2 separate regions of the Homo sapiens genome follow, and region 1 is linked to region 2. A link is an interaction called in ENCODE POLR2A ChIA-PET data of the cell type or tissue named here. Cell type or tissue: PC-3. All regions are shown on one strand.

Region 1 (8,000 bases), 120 kb after region 2:
CTCAGGGCCTAAGTCCCTCTTTCTCCTTTTATGCCAAATACACAAAACTTACCCCCAGAGCCATGAGATGAGCTAGTCCAAATTTGGGCACATTCCTGGCCCACAAAGGTTTGAAATGATCCGTCAGGCATATTTTGCCACCCCTATGAGAGGGACATGAAGAAGGTGTTGACATGCAAAGTTTACCATAAAGCACAGCAGCCTCTTGGGGGCATAGGAAGACTACTAGTGATCAGAATTGAGAACAAGTTCAGCTAAGTACTTTGCTTAGGCTCAGCAAAGGAGGGCCTGGCACCCCACTAGGCCAGCAGACCCTGGGAAAATCTCTGCCTCCAAAGTTCTTCCTTTTTTTTTTTTTCCTTACATCTTTTAAGTTCAGAGGTACACATGCAGGATGTATAGGTTTGTTACATAGGTAAACGTGCCATGGTGATTTACACATAGATCATCCCATCACCCAGACATCAAGCCAAGCATCCATTAGCTATTCTTCCTGATGCTCTCCCTCCCGCCACGAAGTTCTTCCTTAAGGCTTTCTTTGACTCTTTGCCATCTCCTATTCAGTCCTACCTGTACATCTTTGCTGTCTTTCCATCCAGCTCAGGAACTGCAATTTCTGGGGCAGTAGTAGGATATGTGATAGGAATCTGGAGAAATTATAAAACCTTAATAAAACAGAATCAGGATAGAAAGGAACTAATATAATCAGACATACATATTTCTTGGTTAAACTGAAATGTTAAGTAAAACTCCCCAAGGAGCACATCCATACCAGGATTCTGGATGTGGAGATGAGTAAATATAACTTATGCTTGCCTCAAACCTCAGCTTTTCTCTCCCATTTTTAAAGTTTTCTTTGGTCCCTTCAAGAAAGGATAGCTTGTTACCCATCATCTAATCCCTCCCCTTCTACTAACCTTCATATTTCCCACTCTATCACACTCACGTCAAACTCGATGTCAAACTCATATTTCAGGAGGTCATGGATATACCAGCATTTTCCAAACCACCTGTAACAAAGACCAAACCTCAGTCCAATTTGCCTATTCTTCCAGTACTCAAATGATATCTTGGCTTAGGCCACCAGCCTGGGAGACTCATAGGATGGGAACTGGGGAACTCTGGCGCTGTGGGAGTGGAGACAGCTAACATGTGACAGGGCAGCTTTGGTAGTGGGCGCTAGGATACCAAATTGCCTAACTCATATAAGACTCCCACCCCACACCTCCCAAGAGGGTCTACCTACCGAGTTCCTTCCTTGTTGGACTCCAGTCGGAACCAATCGTTGTCAGCATTCTTGTTGTTCTCCACATACTGAAAGCAGAGAATGAGGTCTTTGAGAGAGTAGTTGGGGCCAAGGGCAGTCCCCCTCTCCTCAAAAGAAAAGTATGTGGTTATTTTTTTTATTTTTTATTTTTATTGAGATGGAATCTCGCTCCCGTCGCACAGGCTGGAGTGCAGTGGCGCAATCTGGGTTCACTGCAACTTCCACCTCCCAGGTTCAAGCGATTCTCCTTCCTCAGTCTCCTGAGTAGCTGGGATTACAGGCGTGCACCACCATGCCCGGATAATTTTTGTATTTTTAGTAGAGACGGGGTTTTGCCATGTTGGCCAGGCTGGTCTCGAACTCCTGACCCCAGGTGATCAACCTGCCTTGGCCTCCCAAAGTGCTAGGATTACAGGCGTGAGCCACTACACCCAGCCGGTTTTTTTTTTTTTTTTTTTTTGAGACAGTCTCGCTCTGTCACCCAGACTGGAGTGCAGTGGCGCAATCTCGGCTCACTGCAAGCTCCATTGCCTGGGTTCACGCCATTCTCCTGCCTCAGCCTCTCAAGTAGCTGGAACTACAGGTGCCCGCCACCATGCCCGGCTAATTTTTTGTATTTTTTTTTTTTTTAGTAGAGATGGGGTTTCACCATATTAGCCAGGATGGTCTCGATCTCCTGACCTCGTGATCCGCCCACCTTGGCCTCCCAAAGTGCTGGGATTAGAGGCGTGAGCCACCACGCCCAGCCTACTTTTTCTTAATATGTTTACCTAATTTTTCTAACATTAGCAAAGCTGAAGACAAGGCTATACTGGTAAGTGGGGGTCTGCCCAGAACAGAGAATAGAATGGGCTCCACTCAATTTAGCAAGCACAAAAGACCTGAAGATACCATCTGGATTCTCCTCTCACTTCTCTGATAGTGTCTGCCCTCAGCCCACAACTCATTTAATGATAGACTCCTTCCCTGGGTAACTCCCTTCTAGCCTCATATAGTCCTGGTTTCAACTAACACCCACAGGCTAATGACTCCCAGATTTTCATCTTTGGTCCAGATCTTTCCTCAGAACTTCAGCCTTTAGTATCCAACTGTATGTTGACGTTTTGACCTTCATTTCACAGGTACTTCAAACTCAGCATTTCCATCTGGAATTTTTTATATTCCTTTGGATACACTTCCTGAATTATCCTCCTGAATTATCAATTTCAGGTGGCAGTATGAGCATTCACCCAAGGCAAAAACCTGGGAATCATCTTTGACCCTCCCTATCCCTTACTACACTAATCCATGTTATGCTAATTTTACCTTCTGAATATTCTACAAATCTACCTCTCCTCTCTATCCTCACAACTGCCTAGTTTAGATTGCCTTTTGTTTCGCTGAGATTAATGACAGCCTAACTTGTCTCTTACCTTCAGTCTTGTCCCTGTCAATTGTATTTTCCCCTTATTGCCAATGTGACTGATCTAAACCCAAATCGGCCATGTAATTCCTCAGCTTAATAACTTTTAACGGTATCCCAAAGCCTCCAAGAGAAAATTCAAGTGCTCAAATATGTCTCCTAGCTTTGTCTACCATTCCCTGCCTCACATTTGATGCTCTAACAACTCTGAGCTACTTTGTTTCTTCAAACACATCATGCTGGTGCCTGTGCCGTTTCTAGATTCTATGCCTTTGCTCATGCTGTCCCTTTTGGCTTGAATGTCCTTCTACTCTTATGTTTTATCAGGCTAGCTTATGTTTACTCTTTAAGTTTCAGCTCAAGCATTACCTCTTCCAGGAAACCTTCCGTGACCGAATGCAAACTGGATGTCTCCTCTTATGCTCTCAAAACATCCTAGCCATTTCTCGCTTTATATCTGTCCATATCTGTCTCAGTCTCTCTCCACTTAAACACTGTATTATAATGATCTGGTTTTGTCTACCTCAGTAAGTTCCTCCTTATTCGGCTTGGTATCTCCTCCCTAGGTTCTATATGCACAGTAATTTTTTTTTTTTAGTGAATGAATACATGAGGTAGGAGAACTAGAACTGCTGGTCTTTGAAGCAGGCAGAAACTACAAGGAAGACAAACTTTTCTCACCTTCCACAGTAGAGATAACTGAGAAGACAGCCCGTTTCTAACTATGAGCTAAACTCCCCAACTCTCTGTAGTTAACACCTACTTGAATTTTCAGCCCTAATGTGGCTTGAAAGAGTGAAGAGTGAGGCCAGGCGCGGTGGCTCACGCCTGTAATCTCAGCACTTTGGGAGGCCGAGGCGGGTGGATCAGGATCACGAGGTCAGGGGATCGAGACCATCCTGGCCAACACGGTGAAACCCCGTCTCTACTGAAAATACAAAAATTAGCTGGGTGTGGTGGCGCGCGCCTGTAGTCCCAGCTACTCAGGAGGCTGAGGCAGGAGACTCGCTTGAACCCGGGAGTCGGAGGTTGCAGTGAGCCGAGATCGCGCCACTGCACTCCAGCCTAGCAACAGAGCGAGACTCCGTCAAACAAACAAACAAAACAGTGAAGAGTGAAGAAGGGGGCAGAGAGATGCGGACTGGGAGTTGGCGCCCTGAGGATTTTTGTTCACATCCAGGTGAACAAACACCTGTAGCCAGGGAGACACGTCACCTTCTGGGGAAGCGTATCCCTAAAATAACTGCTGCTTTTAGCCGCAAGGTCTGGCCCCACTGTGCACCTCACCCGAGTCTTTTTTGCCCTCTCCCCACCATCCCTCCTTAGTCCCCGAGCCCCACAATAGTCCCATTTCTATGAATTTGGGCGTTAAACTTAAAAACCGGAAGCGGCTTCCACACGGAGCCTATTATTGAGGACACCTGATTTCTCCCAACCCTTATGCTACGCGTTAGACTGTAGAAACACAACTAACCCGGATAAGGGACTGATATTCCTCCTTCAGTCGCTGCACCCACAACTCACGATCTCGGGGTCCGGCGTTAGTCTTCAGCACCGGGATCTCAGACACAACACGTCGCGTGGCTTCATCCGCCATCTTGGACCAGGGCGCAAGAGAAACGCGGAAGTGGTGTTGCCTGTAGCTTACCTCAAGGCGCCGTCATCTTTACTATGGGAAGATGAGACGTTGGGTTGCTGTAAGACCTCTTTTGAATAAGATCTTTGTTTTCTTGTCACCTAGTTACCCGCTTGTGAGTGCATCGAGAAGAACAGAATGTAAACAGATTACTCCGTCCTATATATGACACCTATCATTAAAATCACCGCATAAGGCACAAAGGGTGACTTCCGTTCATGCTCAGAGAAGTAATCGCAGAAAACCCGGACACCTTCCCAAACTTGGAAAGCTCTTAGAACTTCAGGCTGCTGAAGGCATTTTTACTTATTTATTTATTTTTATTATACCTTAAGTTCTAGAGTACATGTGCACAACGTGCAAGTTTGATACATAGGTATACTTGTGCCATGTTGGTTTGCTGCACCCATCAACTCGTCATTTACATTAGGTATTTCTCCTAATGCTATCCCTCCCCCAGCCCCGAGCCCCCAACCCCAAGGCGCTTTTCAAGGCACTGACTTCCTAAAACGAGCGATTCGTGTTTCCTCTTCGAAGAACTTTTCCTTTGCTTATATATAGTCCTGCCTCTAGATGCAGTTATCCTGTAGAAGGATGTTTAACTCCTGATAAAGATTAGAAACCATGCAGAATCAAAAGACAAATCCCTGCAAGATTTCTGCCTTAGTCTAGCCATTCACTGAGTCCTAGACTTTTTTTTTTTTAGACAGTGTCTCAATCTGTTGCCCAGGCTGGAGTACAGTGGTACGATCATAGCTTACTGCATCTTCCATCTCCCGGGCTCAAGCGATCCTCCTGCCCCAGCCTCCCCAAAGTGCTGGGATTACTTGTGGGGAAACAATAAACAAACTCCAGTTGGACTTAAAATCTAAACACATTAATTTTTGCTTTTTTTTTTTTTTTTTTTGGAGACCGAGTTTCACTCTTGTTGCCCAGGCTGGAGTGCAATGGCATGATCTCGGCTCACCGCAACCTCCGCCTCCCGGGTTCAATTGATTCTCCTGCCTCAGCGTCCTGAGTAGCTGGGATTACAGGCATGTGCTACCACGCCCGGCTGATTTTGTATTTTTAGTAGAGACCGGGTTTCGCCATGTTGGCCAGGTTGGTCTTGAACTCCTGACCTCAGGTGATCCACCTGCCTCAGCCTCCCAAGGTGCTGGGATTACAGGCGTGAGCCACCGCGCCGGCCATTTTGGCTTTAATTTAAATATCCTGTTTGGCTGGCGTGGTGGCTCAAGCCTGTAATCCCAGCAACTTGGGAGGCCAAGGCAGGTGGATCACTTGAGGTCAGGAGCTCCAGACCAGCCTGACTGGTGAAACCCGTCTCTACTAACAATACAAAATTAGCTAGGCATGGTGGCGCACGCTTGTAGTCCCGGCTACTTGGAGGCTGAGGCGGGAGAATCGCTTGAACCCGGGAGGCGGAGGTTACAATGAGCCGAGATCCTGCCATTGCACTCCAGCCTGGGCAACAAGAACAAGATTCCGTCTCAAAAAATAAATAAAACCTAAAAACGTTAATTATAGATTTAAATATCTTGTTTGGCCGGGTGCGGTGATTCACGCAGATAACCCCAGCACTTTCAGAGGCCGGGGTGGGCAGATGGCTTGAGCCCAGGAGTTCGAAAATAGCTTAGGCAACGTGGTGAAACCCCAGCTGTACAAAAAATACAAAAATTAGCCGGAGTGGTGGCGGGCACCTGTAGTCCCAACTATTTTGGGGGCTGAAGCAGGAGGATCTCTTGAACCCCGGAGGTCGAGATTGCAAATGAGCCAAGATTATACCACTTCACTCCAGCCTGGGGGGTCAAAGTAAGACCAAAATTTTTAAAAATATATTTATTTATTTTATTTATGTTTATTTCACTGTTTATTCAGTGAATCATTCCAGCCTGTGGCAGTAAGTTTTTTTGTTTGTTTGTTTTGTTTTGTTTTTGAGACAGAGTCTCACTCTGTCACCCAGGCTAGAGTGCAGTGACATGATTTTGGCTTACTGCAACCTCCACCTCCTGGGTTCAAGCGATTCTCCTACCTCAGCCATCCGGGTAGCTGGGATTACAGGCATGCAGCACCACGCTCGGCTAATTTTGTACTTTTAGTAGAGATGGAGTTTCACCATGTTGGCCAGGCTGGCTTCGAGCTCCTGACCTCAGGTGATCCAGCCCGCTCGGCCTCCCAAAGTGCTAAGATTACAGGCGTGAGCCACCGTGCTCAGCCTCCAGTACAATATTGAGTAAGAGTGTTGGCGGGGCGCGGTGGCTCACGGCTGTAATCCTAGCACTTTGGGAGGCCGAGGCGGGCGGATCACAAGGTCAGGAAATCGAGACCATCCTGGCTAACATGGTGAAACCCCGTCTCTACTAAAAATACAAAAAAATTAGTCGGGCATGGTGGCGGGTGCCTGTAGTCCCAGCTACTCGGGAGGCTGAGGCAGGAGAGTGGCGTGAACTCAGGAGGCAGGGCTTGCAGTGAGCTGAGATCGCGCCACTGCACTCCAGCCTGGGCGACAGAGCAAGACTCCGTCTCAAAATAAAAAAAAGACAGTGTTACCAGCAGACATCCTTGTCTCGTTCTGCCTTTAGGGGGAAAATCAATGTCTTTCTCCTTTTTTTTTTTTTTTTGCGACAGAGTCTTCCTCTGTCGCCCAGGCCGGAGTCGAGTGGCGCGATCTCGGCTCACTGCAAGCTCCGCCCCTCCAGGTTTTAAGCAATTCTCTGCCTCAGCCTCCGGAGTAGCTGGGATTACAGGCGCCCGCCACCACGCCCAGCTAATTTTTTGTATTTTTAGTAGAGACGGGCTTTCACCATGTTGGCCAGGCTGGTCTTGAACTCCTGACCTCGTGATCCACACGCCTCGGACTCCCAAAGTGCTGGGAATACAGGCGTGAGCCACGCGCCCGGCTGTCTTTCTCCATTAAATATGAGGTTAAGCTGCAGATTTTTCACAGATGCCCTTGTCAGGTTGAGGAAGTTCCCTTCTGGCGTTGACGGTTTTTCTCAAAAGGGAGTTGTTTTTTGATTTTTGTTTTGAGACGGAGTCTCCCTCTGTCACCCAGGCTGGAGGGCAGTGGTGTGATCTCGGCTCACTGCAATCTCTGCCTCCCCTCCTGGGTTCAAGTGATTCTCCTGCCTCAGCCACCCGGTAACTGGGACCACAGACGCAGGCCACCATGCTCAGCTAATTTTTGCATTTTTTGTAGAGACGGGGTTTCACCCTGTCTGCCAGGCTGGTCTTGAACTCCTGACCTCAGGTGATCTGCCTGCCTCGGCCTCCCAAAGTGCTAGGATTACAGACATGAGCCAAAGCGCCCGGCCTTATAAAGGAGTTTTTCAAATGCTTTTTCCATGTTGATTGAGATGATGGTGTGTTTTTTGTTTTTTATCAGCATGCTATATATCTCTTTCATAAAAAAAAATGGATATTGGATAAGGCTAAGGCAGAGCTTTGTACTTCTTAACTAGAGATCTCTCTTCTGGGGAAATAAGATTTATTCCATTTTGGGTGTGGGCACTGTGGTGTGATATAGAGAGCAGAGATTTGGAATGAGGCTTTGCAATTTAATTGTCGTAAGACTTTAGCGGCGGGGTGCGGTGGCTCACGCCTGTAATCCTAGCACTTTGGGAGGCCGAGGGGGGCAGATCACGAGGTCAGGAGATCGAGACCATCCTGGCTAACACGGTGAAACCCCGTCCCTA
Region 2 (8,000 bases):
TCCGCCTGCCTCAGCCTCCCAAAGTGCTGGGATTACAGACGTGAGCCACCACACCCGGCCACTGGACTCTGATTCTAAATATCTTCCCTCAGGTGGCTGTTTCCTCTACATTCCTTCTCATATCAGCAGACCTTGAGAATAAGCAGGAATGTGTGTCAGGACTAAACCACACAGGCTGCCACTTTCCCTCTGCCCTGCCAGCTGCTTCCCTCCCAAGTCTCTCTGGAGATCACTGGCCCTGGAATGGAGCAGTGGCTCAGCTGCCATCTGGTCCCCCCACCCCCCGGGGTTTCTAGCTCCATTTAGGTTAAATTTATGAGAGATAATAATCTAAAAGTGGGGTCTCCACTTGGGAAACCAGCAAAGGATGCTGCAAGGAGAAGAAAACTCCTATTACTCACAATGCCCCTTGAAATTTCCCTTTTACCTTCCACTGAAAGGGGTGCAGGAGCTTTTACCTCCTGCCCCTCTTCCCTCTTTCTAGCCAGTTCTCGAAATAGCCACTCTGGACACTCTTCTGGATTTAGTTGTTTGTGATTTGCTGAGGTTAGGGGTGGGGGCAGTTAGATCACAAGTTGTCTGCTCCCACCCTCTATGTGGTGCTCAGTCCTTTATTAGTCTCTGGTCTCTGCCTCAACCCTCCTGTTTATCTTCCAGAAACGCAGCAATTTTAGATGAATTAAGGTCCTCTGGTATACGCATCTGCAAGCCATCAGACTAACCATACTTCACATAAACAAAGGAGGCACAGAGGTACACCCTGGGACCAGAGACCACATACTCTAGTGTTTCTCACAAAAACTCATACCTGCAGAGGAGTGAGGCCAAACTGCAAGAGCTGTAACAGGTCAGCACTTCTCAGCTCCTCATTCTAGCCAGGTATGGATCACAAACCTCTCAGGTGCTCTTCTACTCCTTTTCTTTTTTTTGAGACAGAGTTTTGCTCTTGTCACCCAGGCTGGAGTGCCTAGCCTTCTACTCCTTTCGATACTGAGCTTTTCTGACCAGAAATAACAACAATGACATGGTTTAGGAAATCCTTCCTTCTCCTTATAGGACCCAACTGGGGGAACTGGAAGAAATCAAGGATTTCAGAATGTCACCTCGCTTTACTTTATGAACAATCATATATAATACACTATGTGCCAGCTACTTTTCTAAGTACTTTATAAACACTAACACGTTGAATGATTATAACAGCCCTATAAAATAGGTATAATTATTATTTCTATTTCACAGAGAAGGAAATTGAAGTTGAGAGGTTATCTTGCCCAAAGCCATAGAACAAACAAACCACAAAGCTAGGATTTGAACCCAGGCAGTCTGGCTCTAGAATCCATGCTCTTGATCATTATCCTACACTATCTCTCAATCTCCAATCAAAAGTATGGGGATGTATGAGTATGTATGTGCATGCGTATACAATGCTATCTTCACATATACTCCAAAGGGAACTTGGGGAACAGGGTCCAGTCCTGCCATTATGGGGCAATTTTACATGTTATTAATATTTGACAACCTGATCCCAGACCACGCCTATCACTCAGATTTCTGCTCTAATTGATCTAATCACCCTGATTCTGGTTTTCATCTTAATGTTTGCTCAGTGGGCCTCCTGATACACGAGGCTGACTCCTGGAGGACAGCCATAGTTTACATTCTTTACTCCCAGAGCCAGAACCCAGCCCTTCAGAGTCTGAGAATTCCATGTGTAGGATCATTCTACTGGCTTCCATTTCAAATGCCTCCCTCACTGTCATTCAAGCCTGTTATTCCAAGTTTCTAGTGAGCTTGGAGCTTGGTTCGTTCAGCCTCACTGCCCACATAGGACTGAATGGGACTTTGGGGGTTTTGTTTGTTTGTTTGTTTTGAAACAGGTTCTCACTCAAGCAATACTCCAGCCTCAGCCTCCTAAAGTGCTGGGATTACAGGTGTGAGCCACCCACACCCTCCCCAGCCAGGACTAAATGTTTCTCACTTCTCAATAGATACCAAACACTAATTAGCAACTGTGAGGCCCATCAACTCCTTCTTTTCCTTAATTTATTTTCCCTAGAGGGTTTTAGTTGCTTTCCTTGCCTACCTTCCTATATTTCTTTAATCCTTGCCTCTGAGCCTGATGTGTACCAGTGTTCCATTCCATCATCTTGGTGATACTGCCAATTCCCCATGAGTACTCTTTTGTTTCCTCTGCAGCTCAAAGCTGCAGATTCTCCCTTCCCATGGGGAAGAAGGAAAGGAAGGAGAGTCTTGTTGGCTTAAGGGTCTTTTTTTCTTTCGGCTTTGAGATTGCAGAGAGGAACATGACATAGTAACATTCCTCCTTTCCCTAATACTTTCCCCAGGAGTACCTACCCTTTTCATTTCCTCCCACTTCCAGGAAAGAGAAGCACCACACACTTGCCTATCTGCCTCCTCCCAGAGCATTTGTCAGATGATGTCTTGTCCTTCCATCTGAGCTCTAGATCCCATCACCCTTCTCCTCCTCAGGAATCTTGACAATCAGTTCCCTTTACTCTCTCACATATAAAGCTTCCCTCTCTCCTTAAGAAGTAAATAAATATATGACTTAGGATAAATAAATATATTTATCCTTAAATAAAAATAAATAAATAAATAAAAGCCTCCCTCAACCTGAATTTCTTTTCCAACTACCATTAGAGACGAAAGAAGCAGGTCTCGGACAATAGGAATTGTCAATATTGAGGAATACCAATTTTTTTTTTTTTTTTTTTTGAGACGGAGTTTCGCTTTTGTTGCCCAGGCTGGAGTGCAGTGGCACGATCTCGGCTCACTGCAACCTCCGCCTCCAGGGTTCAAGCAATTCTCCTGCCTCAGCCTCCCGCGTAGCTGGGATTACAGGTGCCCACCACCATGCCTGGCTAATTTTTGTATTTTTAGTAGAGACAGGGTTTCACCATGTTGGCCAGGCTTGTCTCGAACTCCTGACCTCATGATCTACCCGCCTCGGCTTCCCAAAGTGCTGGGATTACAGGCGTGAGCCACTGTGCCCAGCCCAGGAATACCAATGTTAAAAGTTTAGGGAAATGCTTTAAAAAAGAAAAAAAGAAATCAGGATCTAGAAGAATTTGCTTAAAAAAAAAAAAAGGGATTACCCCAATCTGATCACTATAAGTTATATGTATCAAAATATCACTCACTATGTACCCCCATGAATATGTACAATTAGGCAGGGCACGGTGGCTCACACCTGTAATCCCAGCATTTTGGGAAGCCAAGGCAGGCAGATCACTTGAGGCCAAGAATTTGAGACCAGCCTGGGCAACATAGACTTTGTCTCCACTAAAAAAAAAAAAGGTTAGTCCAAGTGTGGTGACATGCACCTGTAGTCCCAGCTACTCGGGAGGCTGAGGTATGAGGATCGATCACTAGAACCCAGAGATCAAGGCTGCAGTGAGCTATGATCATGCCACTGCACTCCAGCCTGGGTGACAGAGTGAGAGCTTGTCTCAAAAAAGAAAAAAGAAAAAAAGATCAGGCACAGTGGCTCACACTTGTCATCCCAGCACTTTGGGAGGCCAAGGCAGGCAGATCATGAGGTCAGGCATTGGAGACCAGCCTGGCCAACATGGTGAAACCCAGTTTCTACTAAAAATACAAAAATTAGCCGGGCGTCATGGCACGTGCCTGTAGTCCCAGCTACTCAGGAAGCTGAGGTGGGAGAATTGCTTTAACCCTGGAGGCAGAGGTTGCAGTGAGCCAACATCATGCCACTACACTCCAGCCTGGGCGACAGAGCAAGACTCTGTCTTGGGGGTGAGGGGAAAAAAAAAGAAACAAAGTACAGACTAGAAGAAAATGTTTGCAAATCAAATATCTGATAAAAGGCTTGCATCCAGAATAAGTATTGAAAGAACTTTTAAATCTCTATAATAAAAACACAGTTTTTTTAAATGGGCAAAATATTTGAACAGACATTTCACCAAAGAAGATACATGGATGACACGCACATGAAAAGATATATAACATCATCATCATTTGGGAAATGCAAATTAAAACCACAATGAGATATCACCACATACCTATTAAAAATTTTCTGTTTAGTGGCAATACAATGTAGAGGCAAAGATACAGAGCAACTGGAACTCTCATACGTTGTTGGTGGGAATGCAAGATGGTATAGCTACTTTGGCAATTTCTTAAGCATACATTTACCATACCAACCAGCAATCCTATTGCTAGTTATTTATCCAAGAGAAATTAAAACTTATATTCACACATACATTTGTAAATTAATATTTATAGCAGCTCTACTTGTAATTGCCAAAAACTGGAAACAACCTGAATTAATGACTGGTGAGGCCCACTTTCCATATGTAGATGGCCATCTTTTTGCTATATCCTCACATGGTAGAAGGGGAGAGGGATCTCTTTGGGGTCTCTTTTTTTTTTTTTTTAGACGGAGTCTCCCTCTATCAATCACCAGGCTGGAGTGCAGTGGCACGATTTCAGCTCACTGCGACCTCCACCTCCTGGGTTCAAGCAATTCTCCTGCCTCAGCTACCCCAGTAGCTGGGACTACAAGCACATGCCACCATGCCCAGCTAATTTTGTTTGTATTTTTAGTAGAGATGGCGTTTCACCATGTTGGCCAGGATGGTCTCAATCTCTTGACCTTGTGATCCTCCCGCCTAAGCCTCCCAAAGTACTGGGATTACAGGCATGAGCCACTGCGCCTAGCCTGGGGTCTCTCTTTTTTTTTTTGAGCCTGGGGTCTCTTTTATAAGGGTACTAATCCCATTTATGAGGGCTCTGCCCTCATGACCTAATCACTTCCCAAAGCCCTCACTTCCTAGTATCATCATCTTGGGGGTTAGGATTTCAATATATGGATTTTGGGGGTACACAAACATTCAGACCATTGCACACCCTAACACAGTTGGCTCTGACATGAGCAATTGTAACAACCCAAGTGGTTACTGATGCTCTTAGGATAAAAGATGAAATTCTTTTTAATTTTATTATTATATATTTTTTGAGACAGAGTCTCTCTCCGTTGCCCAGGCTGGAGTACAGTGGCATGATCTCAGCTCACTGCAGCCTCTGACTCCTGAGTTCAAGCAATTCTCCTGCCTCAGCCTCCCGAGTAGCCGGGATTACAGGCATGCACCACCATGCCCAGCTAATTTTTGTATTTTTAGTAGAGACCGGGTTTCACCATGTTGGCCAGGCTGGTCTTGAACTTCTGACCTCAGGTGATCCAGCTTCCTCAGCCTCCCAAAATGCTAGGATTACAGGCGTGAGCCACCACGCCCAGTCCTTATTTTTTTTTTTTGAGACAAGGTCTTATTCTGTTGCCCAGGCTGGAATGCAATGGTACAATCTCAGCTCACTGCAGCCTTGGCCTCCTGGGCTCAAGCAATCCTCACACCTCAGCTTCCTGAGTAGCTGGGACCACAGCCACACACCACTACACCCGGCTAATATTTGTATTTTTTGTAGAGATGGGTTTTTGCCATGTTGCCCAGGCTGGTCTCAAACTCCTGGACTCAGGCAGTACTCCTGCCTCGGCCTCCCAAAGTGCTGGGATTATAGGTGTGAGCTACCACACTCAGCCCAAAATCCTTAATACGGCCTAAAAGGCTCTACATTGTTCAGCCTCTGATTACCTCAATAACCTCATCTCTGGAACATACTATGTTCCTTCCCACCTCAGGACCTTGGCATATGGTTCTCTTATCCCTGCCTCCTTTTTGTATCATTAATTCCTATTGATCCTTTTTGATCCTTTACATATGATTTACACTAATAATTTTTTAAATAAATGAAGGGAGCTCTCTGTTTTATTTGCAACCTCATCTAAACTTCTGAAATCAAATTTGTTTTCAGAAGTTGAAGGCCTCCATTCTGTAGCCAGTTCAGAGGTTGTGGAAAAGGGATTCAGAAGCCAAGTCATTGCTTTCCTTCACTTTAACATATGTGCCTGAAAAAGAGCTGAGAATGAAGGAAAGACCTTCTCATGAAGTATATTTCATATTACCTGTACTACAGGTACAGGTAATGTCTTACCCCCCCTTCCCCACCCTCAGCACCCTGATAGATTTTATTTCCTTTGAAGCACAGTCCATGTTTTCCATTTGTTTATGTCTAGGCTACAATAACTACAACCCATGTCTTGTAATAGTAGGTACTTAATGGATATTTATGTGAATTAAAATTTGCTTAGGCCTTACCATTACATAGAGGATGAGGATAAAAGAAAAAAAATAAAATAAAATTCTGTTAGGCTTCAAATTCCTGGGAGCAGCAATGTGGCACACTAGTCAGACAGATCTGGATTCATACCCTGGATCTGCATTGACTATCTGTTCAAATCTCAGCTCTGTCATTCCTAGCTGTGTGACATTGGGTAAATTACTTAGCTTTGCTGTGCTCAGATCGCTCATCTGCAGAAGAGAGATAATATCTATCTTGAAAGGTAAAAAGGCAGGGCATGGTGGCTCACGCCTGTAATCCCAGGGCTTTGGGAGCCCAAGGCGGGTGGATCATTTGAGGTTAGGAGTTCGAGACCAGCCTGACCAACATGGTGAAACCCCACCTCTACTAAAAATACAAAATTAGCCAGGCATGGTGGTGCATGCCTGTAATCCCAGCTATCTGGGAGGCTGAAGCAGGAGAATCACTTGAACCTGGGAGGTAGAGGTTGCAGTGAGCTGAGATCGTGCCATTGCACTCCTGGGCAACAAGAGCGAGACTCCATCTCAAAAAAAAAAAAAAAAAAAGGTAAAAGGAACCAGAGAAAAATGTATGTAAAATACATAGCACATATTACAATAAATAGTTATTATTCCAAAGTAATATAACCTGGGGTTGAATATAAGAATAGGTTTAGGTCAAGATGCTGAGGTATTTATTGCAGGGTTAAAATACTAGAATCAGAGAGTGGAGTTGCCACAGAGTAGTTTTTCTCTAAGTGGAACTGAAAGAGGAAGAGAATACCTGGGATTGCTCGAAGGGCCCTGGAGGCTTATTCTGCTACCGTAGGAGTTTCATAAATACTTTTTTTTTTCCCCTTCTAAACAAGCCCTAGAAATCACAATCTCCCTGTCTTCCCAATGTCTGTCCCCAAAAGTGCTGAGAATGGCTCTAAACCTCTGGGAACCCTGAGACATCTCTTTTTTTAAGTTATACACCACAGGGAAAAGGAGATTAGTACTCAGGAGTCAACAAACTATACTCCTTGATTGAGTCCTTTCGTCCACTTTTGTGTCATGAAAATGATTGTGTAAGTCTATTCCTTGCCTCACCAGATAGTATTGTCGGCCAGGTGCGGTGGCTCACGCCTGTTATTCCAACAATTTGGGAGGCCAAGGCAGGGGGATCACCTGAGGTCAGGAGTTTGAGACCAGCCTGGCCAACATGGTGAAACCCTGTCTCTACTAAAAATACAAAAATTAGCCGGGCATGGTGGTGGGCACCTGTAATCCCAGCTACTCAGGAGGCTGAGGTGGGAAAATTGCTTAAACCTGGGAGGCAGAGGTCACGGTGAGCCAACATCGCACCACTGCACTCCACTCCAGCCTAGGCAACAGAGCCAGACTCTGTCTAAAAAAACAAAAACAAAACATAGTATTGTGGTAGCAAGCACCTAGACATTCAAAACGGTAGCAACTTTGGTGCTGTTTTCCTGCTGCCACTACTGGGGAACAGATCCCCTATAACTCTAGGCCCAATCTTCCCCGCTCCCTTCTTGGGCTGTGTTTCCTCCTTCCTTTGTGGCTTTCATCTTTAATAGCGTTGCCACAGCAACCACTGTCACCAGAAAAGGGAAGATAGTGTTGCCCCTTCTGCTCCAAGCAGTGAGTTAGAACCTTGGAAAAGATAAACTATCCAGATTTCCCCATATTCCTCAGCCCACTGGGCTCTTTAAAGAGAGATCACAGGCTGTCAACAGCAGCAACAGACAGGAACAAGGATCACCTCATCATACCTAGACTACCTATACCTGTATTTGCATGACATAGCTTGGGTGCTGTGTA

What was found. ChIA-PET counts read pairs that join two places held together with the same protein. Peaks named below come from ENCODE experiments on the same cell type or tissue, not always from the same donor. Only the 100,000 strongest peaks of a DNase experiment are listed, where the experiment ranks them.
Region 1: POLR2A ChIA-PET joins it to region 2 with 10 read pairs; 3 of 35 experiments call an interaction of 5 or more read pairs at or near these places.

Annotation. Positions count from the first base shown.
Region 1 is chr1:161,150,264-161,158,263 of GRCh38, reverse strand. It overlaps UFC1 (ubiquitin-fold modifier conjugating enzyme 1), which reads right to left and starts at 4,286. Exons shown (of 6, transcript NM_016406.4): 1 at 4,144-4,286; 2 at 1,247-1,314; 3 at 947-1,010; 4 at 571-647; 5 at 53-143. The coding sequence starts at 4,266. RefSeq lists enhancers at 3,979-4,368, 4,409-4,458, 4,549-4,598, 3,487-4,686, 3,924-4,704 and 1 more. In PC-3, no CTCF peak of the experiment used is centred here; a DNase peak (open chromatin) is centred at 4,333; H3K4me3 peaks cover 2,367 bases; H3K27ac peaks cover 1,912 bases.
Region 2 is chr1:161,267,295-161,275,294 of GRCh38, reverse strand. All of the region lies in intron 1 of PCP4L1 (Purkinje cell protein 4 like 1), which reads right to left. Among named protein-coding and RNA genes, the nearest start is that of PCP4L1, 13 kb to the right of the region's middle. In PC-3, no CTCF peak of the experiment used is centred here; no DNase peak of the experiment used is centred here; H3K27me3 peaks cover 1,851 bases.